2 separate regions of the Homo sapiens genome follow, and region 1 is linked to region 2. A link is an interaction called in ENCODE POLR2A ChIA-PET data of the cell type or tissue named here. Cell type or tissue: Panc1. All regions are shown on one strand. Links, peaks and the distances in the headings refer to the core of each region. The heading gives the core; the rest is flanking DNA.

Evidence for each region. Peaks named below come from ENCODE experiments on the same cell type or tissue, not always from the same donor. Only the 100,000 strongest peaks of a DNase experiment are listed, where the experiment ranks them.
Region 1: POLR2A ChIA-PET joins it to region 2 with 11 read pairs; 4 of 35 experiments call an interaction of 5 or more read pairs at or near these places.

The regions. Positions count from the first base shown.
Region 1 is chr7:66,301,019-66,311,462 of GRCh38, forward strand. The region is part of intron 3 of TPST1 (tyrosylprotein sulfotransferase 1); the gene reads left to right. Among named protein-coding and RNA genes, the nearest start is that of LINC00174, 94 kb to the right of the region's middle. In Panc1, for the core only: no CTCF peak of the experiment used is centred there; DNase peaks (open chromatin) are centred at 6,813 and 6,977; H3K27ac peaks cover 259 bases.
Region 2 is chr7:66,240,721-66,251,164 of GRCh38, forward strand. TPST1 (tyrosylprotein sulfotransferase 1) reads left to right here. Exons shown (of 6, transcript NM_003596.4): 2 at 1-550. Among named protein-coding and RNA genes, the nearest start is that of TPST1, 41 kb to the left of the region's middle. In Panc1, for the core only: no CTCF peak of the experiment used is centred there; no DNase peak of the experiment used is centred there.

The DNA.
Region 1 (10,444 bases), core at 858-8,857, 60 kb after region 2:
ACTGTGTTAGCAAGCATGAAAACAGCATTCATCTCCTTGTATATCTCTATCAGAACTCATGGGTGACAAGGTGCATTGTCAACGAGCAATAGTATTTTGTGAGAAATCTTTTTTCCTAAGCAATAGGTCTCAACAGTGGGCTGAAAATTGCATTTTTATGTTATGGAGATAGCTTCTTTCCTTAATCTTCATAAACAAACAACCTCTACTAGCCTCCAACTTTTCCTCTCACAGCCTTTATAAAATTGAAGAGAATTAGGGCCTTGCTCTGGATTAGGCTTTGGCTTAAGGGAATGTCATGGCTGGCTTTATCTGTCTAGTCCACTAAAACTTTTGCCATGTCTACAGTAAGACTCTCACTTTCTTACCACTTGTGTGTTCATTGGAGTAGCACTTGAATTTACTTCAAGAACTTTTCCTTTGTATTCACAACTTGACTATTTGATGGAAGAGGCCTGGCTTTCAGCTTATCTTGGCTTTCAACATACCTTCCTCACTAAGCTTGATTGTTTCTAGCTTCTGACTTAAAGTGAGAGATATGCGACTATTCCTTTCATTTGGACACTTAGAGCCCATTGTTGGATTATTAATCGGCCTTTTTTCAATATCAATGTGTCACAGGAACAGGGAGGCCCAAGGAGAGGGAGAGAGATGGGGGAACAAACAGCCAGTTGGTGTAGCAGTCAGAACATACACAACATTGATTAAGTTAATTATGTTATATGGGCTTAGGATCGTGGCACCCCAAAACAATTACATGGTAACATCAAAGATCTCTGATCGCACATCACCGTAACAGATACAATAATGAAGAAGCTTCAAATATTGCAAGAATTACCACAGTGTCATAAAGAGACATGAAGGGAGTGCATGTTGTTGGAAAAATGTCACCAACAGACTTGCTCACCACAGGATTACCACACACCTTCAATTTGTAAAAAACACAACATCTGCAAAGCACAATGAAATGAGGTATGCCTGTACTCATTTGCTTCTTCACATGTCTTAGAAGTTTTAACTGCATACTGGACCTTTTGTATAACAGAGGGGTAGAGAATGAACTAGGTAATACTTTTTGTTTTATTTTTGTTAAAGAGAGCAGTTCTTTCCTCCAGCAGGTAGCTAAGGTGATCACTCAAATTTGACAGTGAATCAAGCTGAGCTGGGGCTGAGCAGTAGCTTTAATTGATTTCAGTTTGCCTCTGGATTCAAATGAGATTAAGGAAATTTGACTTTTAGCCCAACCTTAGCTTTCTATATCATTTAGACGAGGGGTTCATTTCTTTGATTTTAGCAAGATTGCAGCTGGGAGGCAGTTGGGTTGAAGATTAAATTAATTTACTTTACCTCTGGATTGCAACTATAGCAGGGCCCTGGAACCCAAGCACCACACAGCATTGGGAGATCTCTTTCTGTCTCTCACTGTGCTCCCACCAGCACTTACTAAGATTCTCTTGTAGTATTACATGTAATTGTCAGGTCAAGAGATTTGTTTTTACACTTGGGACTCTTTCAGATTCTAATTAATCATACCAGTCCACAGTCTCACTAAAAGTTTGGCTTGTTTCAGCAAAATCTTTCCACCTATGGGAGACCTCCTTTTCTGCCCACTTGTACCCAGACAGGCAATTGATTCAAGGTAGCTAGAAACAGGCTTTTGTTTCTCTGTGAAGAACTCATCCTTCTCCAGAAATTGGCTCAGTTAGACTTCTTGGCATTCATTTACTGCTTTTTCATGGCTTTACAGAAAAGTATGAAGTTTAGTTTATCTGGTGTTTTCTTGTTTTGATGAGAGCAGTGGTCTTTTGGGATCAGCTGCATTCAAACCAGGTTGGAATGCTTTAGAATGATGGCATTAAGATTCTTTGCCTTCTGCTTTCAACCTTCCTTTTCAACCTCATCTCTTTTTATTCTTTTAACCACACCACAGTGCCTCCCTTTCATTCCCACAGCACATTGTATACCTCCATACCTTTGTTCCTTCTGCCTTGATTGTCCTTCTTCTCATCTTACAACTTTGTCCTTTAAAACTCAACTCACATGACACCTCTTCTGTGCCACAGATCCTCCTGCTACAATGTACCTACCTTTACTTGTGTACTTTCACATTATATTGTGATGATTTATATTATATGCTGCTGCTTTTAAACTAAGGACATGCCAGACATGCCTTCATCTGAAAATGTTAATATAGTTCAAAGTGTTGCTATAGTCTTTGTTTAGTTAAAGTAACAACTTTCTGGTCTGAAAAAAAAAAGACTATGCATCCCTTCAACAGAATAAGATAGTTTTAAAAGTAATGATATGGGAGCATCTCTTAAGATATGGTCAGTGTTATGTTTTACCATTTGTATTTAGAAAAACAGCTGTGTGTGTATGTATGTATGTATGTATGTATTAATTTATTTTGAAACGGAGTCTCATTCTGTCACCCAGGCTGGAGTTCAGTGGTGCGATCTCTGCTCACTGCAACCCCCGCCTCCTGGGTTCAAGCAATTCTCCCACCTCAGCCCCTAGAGTAGCTGGTGTTACAGGTGCATGCCACCATGCCTGGCTAATTTTTATATTTTTAGTAGTGACAGGGTTTCACCAAGTTGCCCAGGCTGGTCTGAAGCTGCTGACCTCAGGCGATCTGCTCACCTTGGCCTCTCAAAGTGCTGGGATTACAGGCGTGAGTCACTGCACCTGGCTTGTATATGTAGTTTTTTAAAAAAATAAATAAGTAAAGACTTTTCAAGGACAAAGATATCATTTGCATTTTGTAGCCTGAGTGCCAGTAATACTTGACAATTACTTGATGCTCAATAAAATGATTCTTATTAGCAAAATAAACCTTACACGTAGAAAAAGAATATGCCAGGAACCAAGAAAAGGGATATTCAGATATGAGGCTCTTGGAGTTACGGCTCAGCTCACAAGGATTCTGCCGTAGGTGAGAAATGCTCCATTACCCAGAGGCAAAGCCCCAGAGGTTGTGGCAGCACTTTATGACTATGTATCAGTCTGGGCTCAGTCAGGGAAACATTGAGCCACTGTTAAGTGTTATAGGAGTGAGGGGTTTAATATAGTAATTAAGGCCTGTGCAAATATGGGAGGACTAGAGAAGTGAAGGTCTGCACGTTTTTTATTGTATACTGGACACGTTGTTTACAATAGGAGTAGGGAATGAGCTGGATACAGCTACAGTTGGAAGACCAGAGGAATAGGCACTGATGACTGAAACCTGCAGCTCTAGAGAGGGCAGAGAAGTGCTAGGAAACTGCCTCTCGCTGCCAAAGTAGGACTCAGTGTGGGATCCCAAGGAAAGGTCTGTGAAGACTGCCACGGGGATAAAGTGGAGCTTTAGGAGAGGCCAGTGGAGCGACTGCATCTGACTGCCCTGACCTCTTAAAAATAATGGCTTCTACTTCATTTCCACCTTCTAAAACTCACAGAAGCCTCTGACCCAGAACCACACAGGGAAAGGAATTCTGGGAGACTTAATTTTCTGTCCTAGACAACAGTGGTGGTGGTGCCAGTTGACCATCCAGCATAGGCCATTCCTTTGCCAGCCTGGCTTACATACACACCTACTTAAACCATATTTAACTGCCAGATAAAGCTAAATGCTCTGCTTAACATGTTGTAACTATCGCTTAGCAAACTGAAAACATGCTAAGCACTCCCTCAAAGAGGAGATGCTGTATTTCATATTGTGCTTTGTACATTTCTGGCTGATATGAATGTATTCCACTAGCTGAGTCACATCCCCTCTTTGATATCCTAAAACTTACATATACTGAGATACAGAGTTAGCCATTTCCTTTTTTTTTTTTTCTTGGCAAGGTCTTGTTCTGTCACCCAGGCTGCAGTGCAGTGGCGCCATCATAGCTCACTGCATCCAGAATCTCCTGGGCCCAAGCGATCCGCCTGCCTTAGCTTCTTGACTATAGGTGTGCACCACCACACCTAGCTAAATTTTTTTTATTTTTAACTTTTTGTAGAGACAAGAGGTATCACTGTGTTGCCCAGGCTGCTCTTGAACTCCTGGCCTCAAGCAATCCTGTTGCCTTAGCCTCTCAACGTGTTAGGATTATAGGCATGAACCACCGTGCCCAGCCAGAGTCAATACACCTTATATTAGAGAGTATTATTAGACAGGGAAAAGTGGAAAAAAGAATTCGTTAATATATTCAGTATATATTCATATCAAAGCAAAGAAGAATATCTGCCAAACTATTGTAGTTCTCATTTTCTGTACCTTTCATGTGATCATGGCAGGTATCTGTCATTTCTTTCTTCCTCTAGCCATTCCATGTTCCTTTGGTCCTCAGTAGTCACCTCAGATGGTCTTTGTTCTTTGCCTGGTGGGGTGGCCTAAACCTTCATTCTGGGGTGTATGTACCAATAAATGGCCATATTGTTTTGCTCTAATATCCCGTTAACTTTCCATAATAAACAAGTGTAATAGAAAATCCTAGGTTCCAGGCAATTTCTTTCCTTCTTCCATTGAGTATTTTTTTCCCATTGTGTATTTTAAACTTGGTTCTTCCTTGATAATCGGGATCAATCAGCCTAGCTATTATAGTACCTGCCTTACTTGTCTTTGGCTAAGTGGCATGAGGAGCAAGAAGTGCTGAGTTAACAGTCTCAGCTCTCTGTTCAGTGGAAATAATGTTGTGTCTCCCCCAAAGAAGCACTTCTCCCTTGAGGATTAAGACCTGTAAACTGGGAGAGCCCACAGCTGCTGCGAGTTTTCTTTTGGGGAAGGATTTTGATAATATTTAGTGAATATAGGGCTATTTCGATTTTCTTGTTCTTGTATCAATTTTGATAAATTGTATTTTTTAAAGTAATTTGGCCATTTCACTTAAGTTGTCAAATTTGTTGGCAGGAAGCTGCAGTATTTTCTTAGAGTCCTTCTAATCTTTGTCAAATTGATAGTGATAACTTTTCTATTCCTCATGTGATGACCCCTTGATTCCGCCTCTGTCCACACCTGTTAGTGATTCCCTCCACCTGAATGTGGACAGGACCTGTGACTTGCTTGGAACGAATAGAATACAACAAAGGCGATGGGAGATATGTGATTGCATGATTATATTATATAAGATTACAGCACTGGACTGGCTGGAGTGTGCACGTCTCTCTCTCTCTCTCTCTGGACATAAAGACTGTTATCTTGTATAGACTCTGGGTTCCTTTATAATACTCTTGTGAATGCATTTACTTTTGTTTTAGCAGGCAATCAACTCAGGTAGGCTGGATTATACATTGTTTTGCCTTTTGCAGGCAGTGATTCAAATCCCAATTCAGTTATCAAAGCAAAGCCTTTGCTAAACTGGTTTGGGTTTGTCCTGTGCATGTGTGATTCAGAGGTTAAGGTGAGACCCGTGTAGGTGCATACATAAAAGTGGAGAGCTCCTTCACCTGCTGTTTCTGCTCCAGGAGTTTGCTCTGACTCCCTGTCTTTCTTTGGCTCCTTTCCCTGCTTGCTCTGACCAGAAAGAAAACAATTCCTATCAGAGTTTTAGCCACCTACGTGTGCTGCTTAGTGACTGAAGCTGTCCCACCCTCAAGGAAAAACTTGATGAGAAAAAAATAAACAAACAGAAAACTCACCCTGTAAGGTCACTTCTCCAACTTTTTACTTCCCTCCACAATCTGCCTGCTTTTATTTACTTTCCAGATCCTCATATAGTTTTTTGTTTTGTTTTGTTTTGCTGTGTTTTGAGATGGAGTTTCACTCTTGGTGCCCAGGCTGGAGTGCAGTGGCACAATCTTGTCTCACTGAAACCTCCCCCTCCCGGGTTGAAGCGACTCTTTTGCCTCAGCCTCCTGAGTAGCTTGGGATTACGGGCAGCCGCCACCATGCACGGCTAATTTTTGGTATTTTTAGTAGAGACAGGGTTTCACCATGTTGGCCAGGCTGGTCTTGAACTCCTGACCTCAGGTGTCCCACCCACTTCAGCCTCCCCACAGTGCTGGGATTACAGGTGTGAGCCACCGCGCCTGGCCCAAGGTAGTTATTTTTTAAAAGTTTGCTCAAACTTTATAGTTGTAATTAGAGGGAGGAACAACTTTATGGGATGTAGGTGGCTTAACCTCACCATAATGGAACCAAAACTCCACTTCATTCACTTTTTTTTTTTAGATGGAGTCTCGCTCTGTCTGCAGTGATGAGATCTCGGCTCACTGCAAGGTCCGCCTCCCGGGTTCATGCCATTCTCCTGCCTCAGCCTCCTGAGTAGCTGGGACTACAGGCGTCTGCCACCACGCCCGGCTAGTTTTTTTGTATTTTTAGTAGAGACGGGGTTTCACCGTGTTAGCCAGGATGGTCTCGATCTCTTGACTTCGTGATCCGCCCGCCTCGGCCTCCCAAAGTGCTGGGATTACAGGTGTGAGCCACTGCGCCCGGCCCACTTCATTCACTTTAAAATGAAGTACTTGACCAGAAGCAGTACTGTTTAGAATGCCATTATGGTGAATAAGATATTTTGTAAGGGAAAGGATGCTGGTTTTTGACAGAAATGTTGTGGGCAGAGAAGGAAATCTTCATTGAGTAAAAGCAGTGTCCTTTTTAGATGGAAGCGGTCCAGTGTGATCATCCTGCTACAGATGGCTGCCCAGACCCCCTGGGAGCAGCGCTTTATTGGGGCACCATTGTTGGCCTCTCCTGTTGGCAGGTTGGACACTTAGCCATGATTGTTGCCAGGTCAGCCTTGACAGGTGGAAGCCTGTGTCACTGAGCACATGCATGACCTTCATTCCTGTTGCTCTCACAGTAGGATATGAACTTTGTTCATTAGCGTTCTGAGCAAGGGAAACAGTGGCTGATAAAATAATGAGTCATTTTGTCCACTTGGTTATTGAGAGCCTCCTCTGCTGAGATTATACATTGGTCATCATTTACATGGGACACAAATACCCTCACACTTTGTCCTGTTTGAGAATAGTTTATTGACATAGCTCTTTTCTATATCTTACCACAAGTTTCCCAACCTTATTCTAAGTTTCTGAATTTCCAGTCAAACCATCTGCTGCTGACCACAAATCAGTGTGGATTCGTATTTATAGCCATCACTCCTTTGACACAAAATGTGCAGTCATGTACACTGCTTCGAGTGTATGATGAGCAGCCTAAGCGACTTGGGCAACTTGGTAGCCAGTGGTAAAGTGTTCAGTCCTTACTAAATCCTAGTAGCAAGCAAGGGCTCTTTCTCAAAAGGGAGAGTAATGATCTCCAGAAGTTAGCATAGCTTTGCTCTAAAATCCTAGGGTTCTATACTGTGATTTACCTCTAGGGCCTGCCATACCTCCACACATCACTCATGAAGTATCATCCTGTATCTTAAGTTTTTGTTGGCGATACTAATCTCTGCAGTTCCTCTAGGAATGCAGTATTACTTTTGGTGTAATATTTTGGTAGAGAGAGGCAGCTCTAATGTAACCCCTGAGGTATGGCTTTAGTATGCTACCCATCTCTGTTAGTCCTAGGGACACCATCACCAATCAGCCACCACCAGAGATCTCTACAGCTCACACCATTCTCTTTTCCTACTCTACCTCTGCGTGTGCTTATAAAGTATAGCCATGTGCCCATTGTTTCTGTCATGAAGCGTCACCAGTTGGCTGCTGTGACTCAGAGATCTTTTCATCCTTCCCTTGGGTTCAGGGAATCTATTTCTCTGACAGCCTTTCCCATTGTTATTTCTAGCCTGCAGCGAACAAGCACTAAAGAGCTTTTTAGGGATGTTGTTGCCCCCTTCACCAATGTATTTCTCAAAGGCTTGGTAAAGGAGTGAGTTCTCTAGACATTCCTGGGATGTAGTTAGGAGATCAGTGAACAGATCAGTCATACGTATTAAATACACCCCAGTATTCCTTATTTTCTAACCTTTTGAATAAATTTTATTTTGAGACTGAGTTTTGCTCCTGTTGCCCAAGCTGGAGTGCAATGGCACTGTCTCAGCTCATTGCAACCTCTGCCTTCCGGGTTCAAGCACTTCTCCTGCTCAGTCTCCTCAGTAGCTGGGATTACAGGTGCCCGACACCATGCCCAGCTAATTTTTGTATTTTTAGTAGAGACAGGGTTTCACCATGTTGGTCAGGCTGGTCTTGGAACTCCTGACCTCAGGTGATCCACCCACCTTGGCCTCCCAAAGTGCTGGGATTACAGGCATGAGCCACTGCACCTGGCTTGAACAACTTTTATTTACAGTATACCAAGGAGGTTCTGGCATCTAAGCTTCATTTAATGTAAGCCACTGATGGATCCAGGTTTTGGCCAACCAGGTGAGGAAATTGTTAGAGTTATTCCCTGATTACTCAAGCCAATATACTGCATCCAAAATATCTGGTTAATGTACTCATATATTGATAAATTTGACCAAGTCCAACGTTACATTCCTTCTTGTCTGGTCTAACATTCTTAGGATTCATTGCTACACACTTCCTAGGTTTCTGCAAGTACAAATGGGCAAAATCTAGCACAATGACCCTAGCCCTCTGAGGGTCACAGCAGGTTGGTTCAGGAGTAGGAACCTGACCCAACACAGGCAAATAAAGGTCTTTCCCTGGGACTGTGAAATGGTACCAAGGGAAGAAAGGTGGTTTCTCTCTGGTAGGGAGGGCCACTGGATATAAGGCACAGGAACTGTTGCTGGAAGCGTTAGACACTGCTGACTGCTTGTTCCTTTTTCCCTGTTAGTAAAGACTATTCCTTTAAAAAACCAAAAAAGGTAGATAAAAATGCCAGATATTCATTTTCCCATATACTCTTGTGGGTGGAATGACCACTTGACCATTTTTTTGTAGCCAGTGATACATAAGGAGATTTTTTTTTAACAGGGAAAAAAAGAGCTTACAAATTTTATGTGCACATGTGTGCATGGGAGTTATACAATTCTTTTAAAAAAAAAACTCAAATGGCTAGATGATTGACACTTTTGTACCACCCTGAGATACAGAAAGAATAGGGGCTTGGATCATGGCCAAACAAGTTATGGTGGCAAAACAGGTTATGGGAGGAAGAGAAGACCACCTTTGCCTGGCTAGCAAAGGTAGTCTTGAACTCTCACAGGCAGCAGCCCTCAGAAAGAATGGATAGTAGCCAGTGATAAATGTTTCTAGCAGACCTTTAAAGGTGTTAGACTCTCAGTTAATCATTCTTAGGTCTGGATAAGGAGATGTTTGCTAGGGATTTTCTGGGAGAGATTTAGCTTTCTGAGAAAATAAAGAATTGTGTGAAAAGAGCTTACTCTTTCCTTCCTGCTTTTGAACATTGCTGTGAAAGAACATTATGCTTAGCCCTGCTGCAGCCACTTTGTGATCCTAAGAGAAGTTATCATCAATAACACACTGAAGGTGACAGAAGGAAGATTAGGGCAGAGGCTTCCCTTGATTTCTGGGCTTAGGACTGTCCATCCACCTCATGTCTGGACTTCTTGTTATGTGTTTGACATACTTGTACTCAGTTATTCTATTACCGTGTGTTCACTGCAAATGGGGTCGTGTTCCTCAGTGTGTAAGGGAATAAAGCCAACCCATCGAGAGAAGCAGAGCCAAAGAGGTCAAGGGAGTGTCTGGCAGGGGTTGAGGTCCTGGTTCTGGTTGCCCATGAAGATCATTTCCAGCTCTGCCCTTGCCACAGTTCCAGGAAACATTTCCCTTTTTGACTGTATTACTTGAATTGGGTTTCTGGGCTGTAGTAGGAATATTCCAACTAATACCATACTGGGTAAATTTGAAGTATGATAAATTTTAAGCTACTTCTCACTTTATTTCTTGTGCCTAAATTTGAAGAGTATTTATTTATTTATTTATTTATTTATTTATTTATGAGACAGGGTCTCGCTCTGTTGCCCAGAGTGCTCTGGAATGCAGTGGCACGATCATAGCTTACTGCAGCCTTGACTTCTTGGGCTCAGGTGATCCTCCCACCTTGGCCTCCCAAAGTTCTGGGATTATAGGCATATAGGCATGAGCCACTTTGTCTGGCCTAAATTTTAGTTAAAGAAATTCTTATCTCATTCTTTCAGAATTTTCATAGGCCTTCAAAGCAACAACCATGGAGTTAAATTCATTTCCTCAACTTGGCAGGATTTTTTTTTTCCCCTATTGAAGTATTTTGTCTTTTTTTTGTGTGTGTGTGACAGGGTTTCACTCTTCGCTCTGTTGCCCAGGCTGGAGTGCAGTGGCATGATGATAGCTCACTGTAGCCTTAAACTCCCCTGGGCTCAAGCCATCCTCCCACCTCAGCTCCCTGAGTAGCTGAGACCATAGGCATGCACCACTATGCCCAACTAATTATTGTATTTTTTGTAGAGACAAGATGTCACCATATTACCCAGGCTGGCCTCAAACTCCTGAGCTCAAGTGATTCACCTGGCCCGGCCTCCCAAAGTGCTGGGATTACAGGAGTGAGCCACTGTGCCCAGCCATTTTGTTTTATTTTGAAAGAAGG
Region 2 (10,444 bases), core at 1,143-9,142:
AGGAAACCAGGGTCATTCCCCGAATCCTGGCCCTGAAGCAGATGTGGTCACGGTCAAGTAAAGAGAAGATCCGCCTGGATGAGGCTGGTGTTACTGATGAAGTGCTGGATTCTGCCATGCAAGCCTTCTTACTAGAAATTATCGTTAAGCATGGGGAGCCAGCCCCTTATTTATGTAATAAAGATCCTTTTGCCCTGAAATCTTTAACTTACCTTTCTAGGTTATTCCCCAATGCCAAATTTCTCCTGATGGTCCGAGATGGCCGGGCATCAGTACATTCAATGATTTCTCGAAAAGTTACTATAGCTGGATTTGATCTGAACAGCTATAGGGACTGTTTGACAAAGTGGAATCGTGCTATAGAGACCATGTATAACCAGTGTATGGAGGTTGGTTATAAAAAGTGCATGTTGGTTCACTATGAACAACTTGTCTTACATCCTGAACGGTGGATGAGAACACTCTTAAAGTTCCTCCAGATTCCATGGAACCACTCAGTATTGCACCATGAAGAGATGATTGGGAAAGCTGGGGGAGTGTCTCTGTCAAAGTGAGTAGAAGATACGTTTTTTATTTTGACTCTATATTTAGCTAATAATGATCTATACATATGTATGTATGTGTTTTATGTATATATGTGTGTATGTTCCTGTGTGTATATATAGAAACTGAAGACCTTTTCTGGAACAGATACAGCTTCATTGATGAGGTTTCTTTTTTTATTAATTCTCTACTAGTTTATTACAGATGTTCACTTATTTATACTTCATTTTTTCATTTATATATCGTGGCCCTCTTTATTTGTTTGATGGATACAAACCCACCTTACAGGCGGTGAAAAGCCTTCTTCAGGGTCTCAGACCTTAATGCCAATCATTCAGTTTTAGTGGCTTCTGATTTCTAATTTCTAGATATTGTTGTTAATGAGGATAGTTGGCTTTTGTGTGGATTAAGGTTAAAATCAGGAAGTGCATATATCATGTTAATGAGCACATAGTGAATTATAAGCATTTTGAAATTTTTAGTGGTAGAGAAAAATAAAAGCTTCGTCTAACCTAATCTCTTCATTTTATGGACAAGAAGACTGAGTCACAGTAAGATTAAAACGATTTGTTCAGATTTAGATGGCAAGGCCAGAATTCGAATCTGTGCCTTGGTCTCAATGAGGTCGTGCTTTTCTCCGTGGCATTTTACTACGTGTTGTGCTTCCTTTGTCATCTGAAGGATATAACCTCTCTTATTTTTTACAAAAGGCTAGAGAATCTCCAAAATTTGGAAGCCTAATCCATACAAGAAGTTCCTTGGATTCAAAACTTCTCAAATGATGATTTTTAGCATTTTGCTTCTTTTCTTATGAAGTGACAACTAGTATACCCTCTAACCTGTCTTGATGACTTATATACCTGGAATGAGGATATAAAAATGGAAACTACTATTAAATTCAGGTAGCATCTCTTCATGAAGAAGAGTTGGCTATAACTAAATTTTATTTTTGTTTTTTTTCTTTTATCAAAGTAATATATAACACCTGTAAAAAAGAAATATATAAGGTGTTATATATACATATATAAAAAGAAATATAAAAGGTGTTATATATACTTTTTATCAAAGTAATATATAACACCTGTAAAAAATACTTTCCTTGTGTGCCCTTCTTACTTTCACCAAGGAATATCTGCTTAATTTTTTTTTGCTGTATAGAACTTGTATAGTAAATAGATTTCTTATGTAGATAATCTCAAAGGAACAGCTGCCTGCCTGTACCAAGCTTTCAATTATTGATTATAAGTTATGACATACCATCATTGTAGTGGCTCTAGGTTGTTTTTATTGATTCAAAGAAAATTTCAGCTCTGGCTACTCTGATTGCAGTTTATTATTATTTCCAGATAATAGACTATAATTGATTTTTAATCACCTGTATTAGGTATTTCAGTCTTTGTGCTTGTATGTTGGCCCGGCACCGATGCCACCTACATCTGCTAATATAAAAGGAGGCCATTAGACCACCAGCCTCTTCAGTAGGGATTAAAGAGATATGCTTAAGTTAAATTTTGGTGCTAATCAGGAAGAGAACATTTTGTGTATATACTTGCTATGTTTAAGGTAAACATAAAGGCCAAGAAAATTCATAGAAATTATATTATGAATTAATGAATTTTAGAAAGTAAAGAGATGTTACTTAGCATTTCAGTATGTGGAATGGAGGCCCTGTAAGGCTCTATGTTTTTTCAAAAATTAACATGTCACAATCATGAGTAGAACCTACCATGCTTATTCCAAGATTTTTGCATTTGGGGTCTTTCTAGTTTGGGGCTATTATGGATCAAAGTTGCTAAGAACGTTCTTGTACATTACTTTTGGTGGATATAGCATTCATTTCTTTTAGGTATATACCAATGAATAGAATTGCTGGATGACAAGGGGTGTGTGTGTGTGTGTGTGTGTTTGTGTGTGTGTGTGTGTGTTTAACAGATACTTTCTAACAGTTTTCCAAAGTGTCTCTATCATTCATGTATGGCTGTACTGTAAATGAACATGTTCTAGTTGCCTCACATCTTTACCAACACTTGGTATTTTAGTCTTTTCTGGTAGGCTACAATTGTTTTTTAAAACTTAAAAGCAAAATAATATTTGAACCCCTTTTTGAAAGAAAATCTTACCCAGAATTCCAATATAAAACAAGAGCTGCTTTGGTTGAGGTGAGTCTAAACTAGACCATATTTCCTTCTTTTGTTTTTGAGATGGAGTCTCTCTGTGTCATCCAGGCTGGAGTGCAGTGGCATGATCTCTGCTCACTGCAACCTCCATCTCCCAGGCTCAGGTGATCCTCCCATCTCAGCCTCCCGAGTAGCTGGGATTACAGGCACGCATCACCATGCCCAGCTAATTTTTTTTTTTTTTTTTTGTATTTTTGGTAGAGCCCCATGTTGGCCAGACTGGTCTCAAACTCCTGAGTTCAGGCAATCCATGTACCTCAGCCTCCCAGAGTACTGGGGTTACAGGTGTGAGCCACTATGCCTGGCCAGCCATACTTCTTTTTTAAAGATTGAATCCCTACTCTCAAAAACTGCTTTTTGGGGAATAAGGCAGAAAATACAAAATTATTACATAGTGCCAAGTTGTAAATATCCCATGTTCATTATAATAAAGAATTTATTGCCCACAGTCAGTCATCCTGTGTGCTTTTCGTTTTATTTAAACATTTTTATTCTGGGAAATTTTTTTTTTTTTTTTTTTTTCTTCGAGACGGAGTCTTGCTCTGTCGCCCAGGCTGGAGTGCAGTGGCATGATCTCGGCTCACTGCGAGCTCGGCCTCCCAGGTTCACGCCATTCTCCTGCCTCAGCCTCCTGAGTAGGTGGGACTATAGGTGCCCCCCACCACGCCCAGCTAATTTTTTTATTTTTATTTTTAGTGGAGACAGGGTTTCGCCATGTTAGCCAGGATGGTCTCGATCTCCTGACCTCGTGATCTGCCTGCCTCGGCCTCCCAAAGTGCTGGGATTACAGGCGTGAGCCACCGCGCCTGGCCGAAAATTGTTTAAAGTAAATATTTTAATACTTAGTTCAGTATTACTTAGTATTACAATACTTAAATATTTAGGCAGCCTTGAAGGTTTGAAGATGTCACCAGATGGCCTAGGGATACTTGTAGAAGCTGTTGAAAATAGAGATATCAGGAGACCTTCACAGTTCTGCCTCTTATCTTGTTAATTTTTGAGAGTTAACCTTTACTTTGCTTAGAAATTTCCAGTTATTTACAGTCAGGGTGGCATCTCTTGCGTCTCTGGGCTGTTCCAGTTACAGAAAAGTCAGAGGCTCCTGCTCAAGTATCTTGAAAAGAAAGCAGAAGTAAAGTTTGAGGCTATTTACGTTGCCCTCTTCTCATGGTTTGTGGAATTTTTTGTGGAATTTTAGTTGTCTCCATCAGGGAACTTTTGGGAAGTTACAAGAGCGTACAGTTACTTCTGTTATTAAACTCATTATGATACCATGAAATTACGTGGAACAAATAAAAGTCAAGTTTGCTAGGTCAAAAGAGCAAATCCAGAAAAGCAGATTAATGTAACAGTGACGCTTAGACAACAAGTACAGGAATCACAACTACAATTCAGAGACGAGTTCTTATCTACACTTAGGGCAGAAAGAGAATATAGCAACTATTAAACACAAATAAATTAGAATGAAAAAGATAATAGTAGTGATAAGTACAAGAGAACAAATAAGAACATGAAAACTGACACCCTACAGCTTCTAATAAGTAAAGCAGACAAAAAATCCTCTAAATCAGATCAAAAGCAAAGAAAGACTGAATAAATGAGTGAAAATAATGTAAAAAGGTTTTTGGAAATGGAGACATTTTTGAGGAAGTAGGAAGAATAATTAGTAATTTATTAAATTCATAACTTTCTTTTTAATATAGAAAGTGAAATTTAGTTTTGTTAAAGAAAAAATTATTCAGTGATACCTGCTAAGGCATGAGGCAGTGTTTATTTAGCACCACTGCAGGAGGTACAGGGACCACTGCAGTCGGGTCTTGCAGTGGGGAATAGAGATTGGACTTAACTCTGAATACAGCATGGGCAAGTGAGAATTTGTAGCCAGAGAGTAAGGTGAGGGTCAGTGGATGGAAAATTACTACGAGGAAACATCAGGGGTCAGGGGCATTCTGGCTAAATTTACCTGATAGGATTCTCACTGAAGACAGGCCGGGGTGATCAGACATCACCTGGAGGGTGGTGGAGGATGAGAAACCCGATCAGATCCTGAGAGTGATTAGATATCAAGGGTAGGAGGTTCTTGCTAAACTGCCTTAGCAGGGTTCTTTGCTAAAACTGGATTTTATAAAGAAGTGCACAGATGGTCCTAGGAGAAGGTTCAGGAGCCTGACTGAAGTTTGGTCACACAAAGAATCTTTGTCAGTTTGGAAACTTAAAATTCTTATGTCTTATGGGATTAACAGAAAGATAACTCAATAGCCACTTGAAATTCTTCTGAAATTTAAGGATAACAAGAATATTTTGAGCAAGTGAAGAGAATGACAGACCATATTCACAAAGATATGAGCATTAATAGCATGGAAAATTAACAGCAGGCAAATTAGGATCACCTGAGCTCTACTAGCTCAGTCTGAAATATCCCAGAAGAATTTTATAAATATTACATGTGGTGTTTTGTTTTTGTTTTTGTTTTCATGAAGCTATCAGAGAACAAGTCTGTTTATTTGTGAAAACTTCTCCTTTGTGAAGGCACTGCCTAAGGATGCTATTGGGCTATTGGGGTTGTGTCTTTTTTGGTTTTTTTTTTGGAGACAGGGTCTTGCTCCATCACCCAGGCTGGAGTATAGTGGCAAGATTGTAGCTCACTGCAGCCTTGAACTCCTGGGTTCAAATGATCTTCCCACCTTAGCTTCCTGTTAGTAGCTGGGATTACAGGTGCATGCCATCATGCCTGGCTAATTTTTTTTTTTTTTTTTTTTTTTTTTTTTGGTGGAGACAGGGTCTCACTATGTGTTACCCAGGCTGGATTCGAACTCCTGGCCTCAAGCAGTCTTCCTGCCATGGCCTCCCAAAGTGCTGGGATTACCGCTGTGAGCTGCCATGCCCAGCCTCCTTTTACAAGCTATATTGAAGAGAGAAGTGACTGAGACATCTTAGCTGGAGAGGAGGAATTGAATAAACAAGGGATACAAGTGACAGAGTAAAATGGGCTGTGAAAGGAAATCAGAGAGCTGATGAAACATTGCATTTCAAAGTGTGTCAGGGAAAGATTGAGAAGAAGCAGAACCAGAACATGAATTAATAAGGCAACATTTGTACTTTTCTTGGAGAATATAGCAATTGGTAGCAAAAATTAGAAGTTGGATATCAGATCATTTATTAGTTTGATTAGATTTCTCTACAAATAGTAGAGATCCAAAATAACAAAGATTTCCAAATAATGACTACTATGTAGAAGGCAGACCAGGGCTGCTTTGTCAGCTTTGCAGTCATCTGGCATTTAGGCTGCTTCCAGCTTTTGTCTCCATCATCCCCAGGATCCAAGTTGGAGCGCCAGTCATTTCATCTACATTCTAAGCAGCACAGCAGGGGTGGATGTGTGTAAAACAAATGGCGTTTAGTATTTTTTGAGGATATTTCTTAGAAGCTTCCAGGTAGTACTTCTTGCTTTTCACTGGCCATAACTGGGGTTCCTTTTACTAAGAAAAATCAATTGGATATTGGGATAGGCAGATAGTAGTCTCTGCTACATTATTGAGCACCTACTATGTGCCAGACACTGTGTTAGCTCCTTGAGATAAAAGGTCTTTGCCTTAAAGGAACATATGATCTAATAGAAGACTTAGATTCATATATAATGCAGGGTTAAGAACTATGGTCACCACTGCTTCTTCATTGGTGAATAATTAAAAACAAACAAAAAGAGGCCAGGCACAGTGGCTCACACCTGTAATCCCAGCACTTTGGGAGGCTGGGGTGGGCAGATCACCTGAGGGCAGTAGTTCAAGACCAGCCTGACCAACATGGTGAAACCCCATCTCTACTAAAAATACAAAAATTAGCCAGGGGTGGTGGCCCATGCCTGTAAACCCAGCTACTCGGGAGGCTGAGGCAGGAGAATCACTTGAACCTGGGAGGTGGAGGTTCCAGTGAGCTGAGGTCGTGCCACTGCACTCCAGCCTGGGTGACAGAGCAAAACTCTGAACAACAACAACAACAACAAAGAACTATGGAAAACCAAGGAGAGGTGCCTAACCCAGTCTGAGGTGTTCAGAGAGGTCATCTTGGGCAATGTGTCATGAAACTGAGCCCTAAAGAAGGGTTTCCTCAAGCTTGGTATGACATTTTAGTCAGATAATTATTTGTTGTGGCAGCCATCCAAGATGATCAACAGATAAAGGGAAGCGCATTTAGTTTTGACTTAGGGAATATTGTGCTCCCTGGGTGACCCATGGTTAAGGCGCTGTAGTTCTTCCTTGACTGTCCAGAATGTCTTTCCTTTTCCTTAGCCAATGAGCCACCCAAGAAATGTTACTCCTGGGAGAAGCCTGTGCCTAACTGTGGTTTACAGAATTCAAAGGGAAGAGGTAGTATGGAGGACTCCTTGTGGCTTCACTCCTGGCCCAACCCAGGGCCTCAAAAGGACCTAAGGAACAACTACGCCCTGTTATGCCTGACCTATGGACCCTACCCTCTTGACCATATAATGGAAGTCAGCTAAGCTTAGTCCCACCTGGACCTAGAACATGGTGTTTGTTTCCCATAGGTGAATATATTTTTGAAAAATATATTTTTGAAAAATAAGTAAAACAAAACCAAATCAGGAAATAATCATTGAGAAGTTACAATATGAACACCTTAACAAAGATGAGTAACAATGTGGTGTTTTTTGCTAGAGAGTTCATTTCCAGGCAGGAAGTAGTGTGAAACAAGGTTTGAGAGAAATGATGCGGACCAGGCTTTGGAGGGCCTTATATTTTAAGCTAAAGATATTGAATTTTAAGCCAGTTGCCTTCAGACTTCTCTTATTAGTGGAGCACCCTTTTTTTCAAGTGAAATCTTGTTCGGAACCTTGGTAGATGATGTACTTGGAAGTGAAGTGGCCCTCCTTTAGGCAGCATTTAATTTTGGTTGGATTTAACAAAGAAAACTGAAGTGAAGCTCATGGAATTGCAAAACTACAATTTTGTTTTTAAAAGAAAAACATTGATTGTAATGTGTAAAATTTACAAAACTGATACACTTTTAATTGGGATTATATTGGTTTATAAAAACATTTAGTGTTTTTTTTTTTTTTTTTTGAGACAGAGTCTCGCACTGTCTTCTGGGCTGGAGTGCAATGGCATGATCTCGGCTCACTGCAACCTCTGCCTCACGAGTTCAAGTGACTCTTCTGCCTCAGCTTCCTGAGTAGCTGGGATTGCAGGTGCGTGCCACCACACCCAGCTAATTTTTTTTTTGTGTGTGTGTTTTTAATAGAGATGGGGTTTCACCATGTTAGCCAGGATGGCCTTGATCTCCTGACCTCATGATCCGCCTGCCTCGGCCTCCCAAAGTGCTGGGATTATAGGCGTGAGCCACCGTGCCTGGCTCAAAACATTTAGTTTTAATAGGCATTTTAGGGTATGTCTTAGTCCATTTGGGCTGCTATAACAAAATACCACAAACTGGGTTCTTACAAACACAGAAGTTGATTTCTCGCAGTTTTGGAGGCTGGGATGTCCAAGATCAGGCACTGATGGATTCAGCATCTAGTAAGGGCCTGCTGTCTGGTTCATAGATGGCACCTTGTGTCCTCACATGGTAAAGGAGGTGAAGAATCTCTCCCTGGCCTCTTTTGTAAGTGCACTAATAAGGACACTTCCCAAGTTCCCATCTCCTAATACAGTCACATTGGTGATTAGGTTTTAACATGAATTTGGGGGGACACAAACATTCAGTCCATAATGAGGTATAAAACTTAGAAGATTCCTGTTTTTTTTAAAAAAATTCTTTTTTTTTTTTAAGATTTAAAATGTAAGCCTAGTTCAGAGTATTTTGCCAAGATGAAGTGTAGGGCAAATTGGATCTTTAAGTAGAGTAACCTATTACATTGATTAACTACTGTCAAAGAAAAGCCAAGCACATCAAGGGAATTATGGTTGGTACCCATCCAGATATTATACATGAATTCATGGTTCCTCCTTGGTCCTTTTCTGAATTACCTGTCTAATGAAGAATTATTTCATTGTTTTTGAAAACATCCTTACATTTCCTCATTGCTGAAAATCATGTTTTCAAACATCAACCATTCATCACAATCACATACAGAACCTTTAAAAGACCTAAAATTTCTGATTCAGGAGGTCTGGGATAGGCCCAAGAACTTGCGCTTCTAACAGGTTTCCCGGTGATGCTAATGTTCCTGGCCTGATTTCACTTTGAGAACCACTGCTTAAAATCATGCTACGTTTTGTTTGCTTCATTTGTGGACTCAGACTTTCTTGCCCCTACAGCCTGGGCTGCAGCCACACTGAAATAATTGTAGCTACAATTATTGCCACACCATTTATTTAATCAGTTCCTTTGAATGTGTTGTTTCCTGTGCCTGCAACACCTTTCTCTCACTTCATTTCTTCATCTGACCAACTCATGGTTGTATTTCAAGATTTAGTTCAGGTTTCCTTTCCCTAAGGAAGATCTCTCCAAGGCCCCCCTCTGTCTGGGATGTACTTCCTATGCTTTCATGAGACACTTGGCAAATGGAAAAGGGTTGATACTTTGAAGCTGGCTAGACTTTGTTTAAAGTCTTTCATTGACACTAACTGGTTTTGTAACATTGCATCAAATACTATCTCTCTCCGTGTCTCCATTTTCTTATCTATAAAACAGGGAAGATGGTGATGATGGTAATGATACCATCCAACATCTACTGAACATTTGTTATGTGCCAGGCAGTATGCTGAGCTCTCTGTGTGCCTTATCTCATTTAGTTTTTATATTTACCCTTTCACACTCACCCATAGGTGCCTTAAACATCTTAATTTTATAGATGAGGGACTTGAGGCTCCCAGAAGTTGAGGAGCTTGTCCTCCGTCCCACAGTTGGAAGATGGTAGAGCCAGGCTGTGGACTCAGGTCTTTGTCTTCATCTATACTTTTAGCTCTTGTTGTATATACTTACAGCATTTATGAAGACAAACTAAAACAGTGTGACAGTGGCTAAGCACACGTTTTAGAGTCAGACAGACATAGGTTCAAATCCTAGCACTGTCCTTTATTGATTATGTGACCTTGAGTGAGTTATTTGGTTTTGTCTAGTCTTGGTTATCTCATCTTTCCTTTAGTTTTCTTATCCTGGAAATGGGAATGATAATATGTTAGATCCCCCTTATCTGCAGATGATATGTTCCAAGACCCCAGTGGATGCCCGAAACCCCACTGATGGTACCGAGCCCTATATATACTATGTTTTTTCCTGTGCATATATACCTGTGGTTAATTTATAAATCAAGCACAGTAAGATTAACAGCAGTAACTAATTATAAAGTAGAACAATTATAACAATATGCCAGTATTACTACTTTTGAGCTTTATGGCCATGATTAAGTTAAACAAGAGTTACTTCAACGTAAGCACTGCGATACTGCTACAGTCCATCTGATAACAGAGGGCTACTAAGTGACTAATGGTGGGTAGTGAGTGTACATTGCATGGACGTGTTGAACAAAGGGATGATTTACATCCCAGTCTAGACAGAGTGAGACAATGTTAGATTTCATCATGCTACTGAGAATGACATGCAATTTAAAACTTATGAGTTGTTTATTTCTGGAGTTTCCCATTTAATGTTTTCAGACCACAGTTGACTGCAGAGAACTACCTGAAACTGTGGATAAAGGCTTACTGAAATAGTATCCATTAAGGATGATAATAATAACTATCCATAGGGTTGTCGTGAGGATT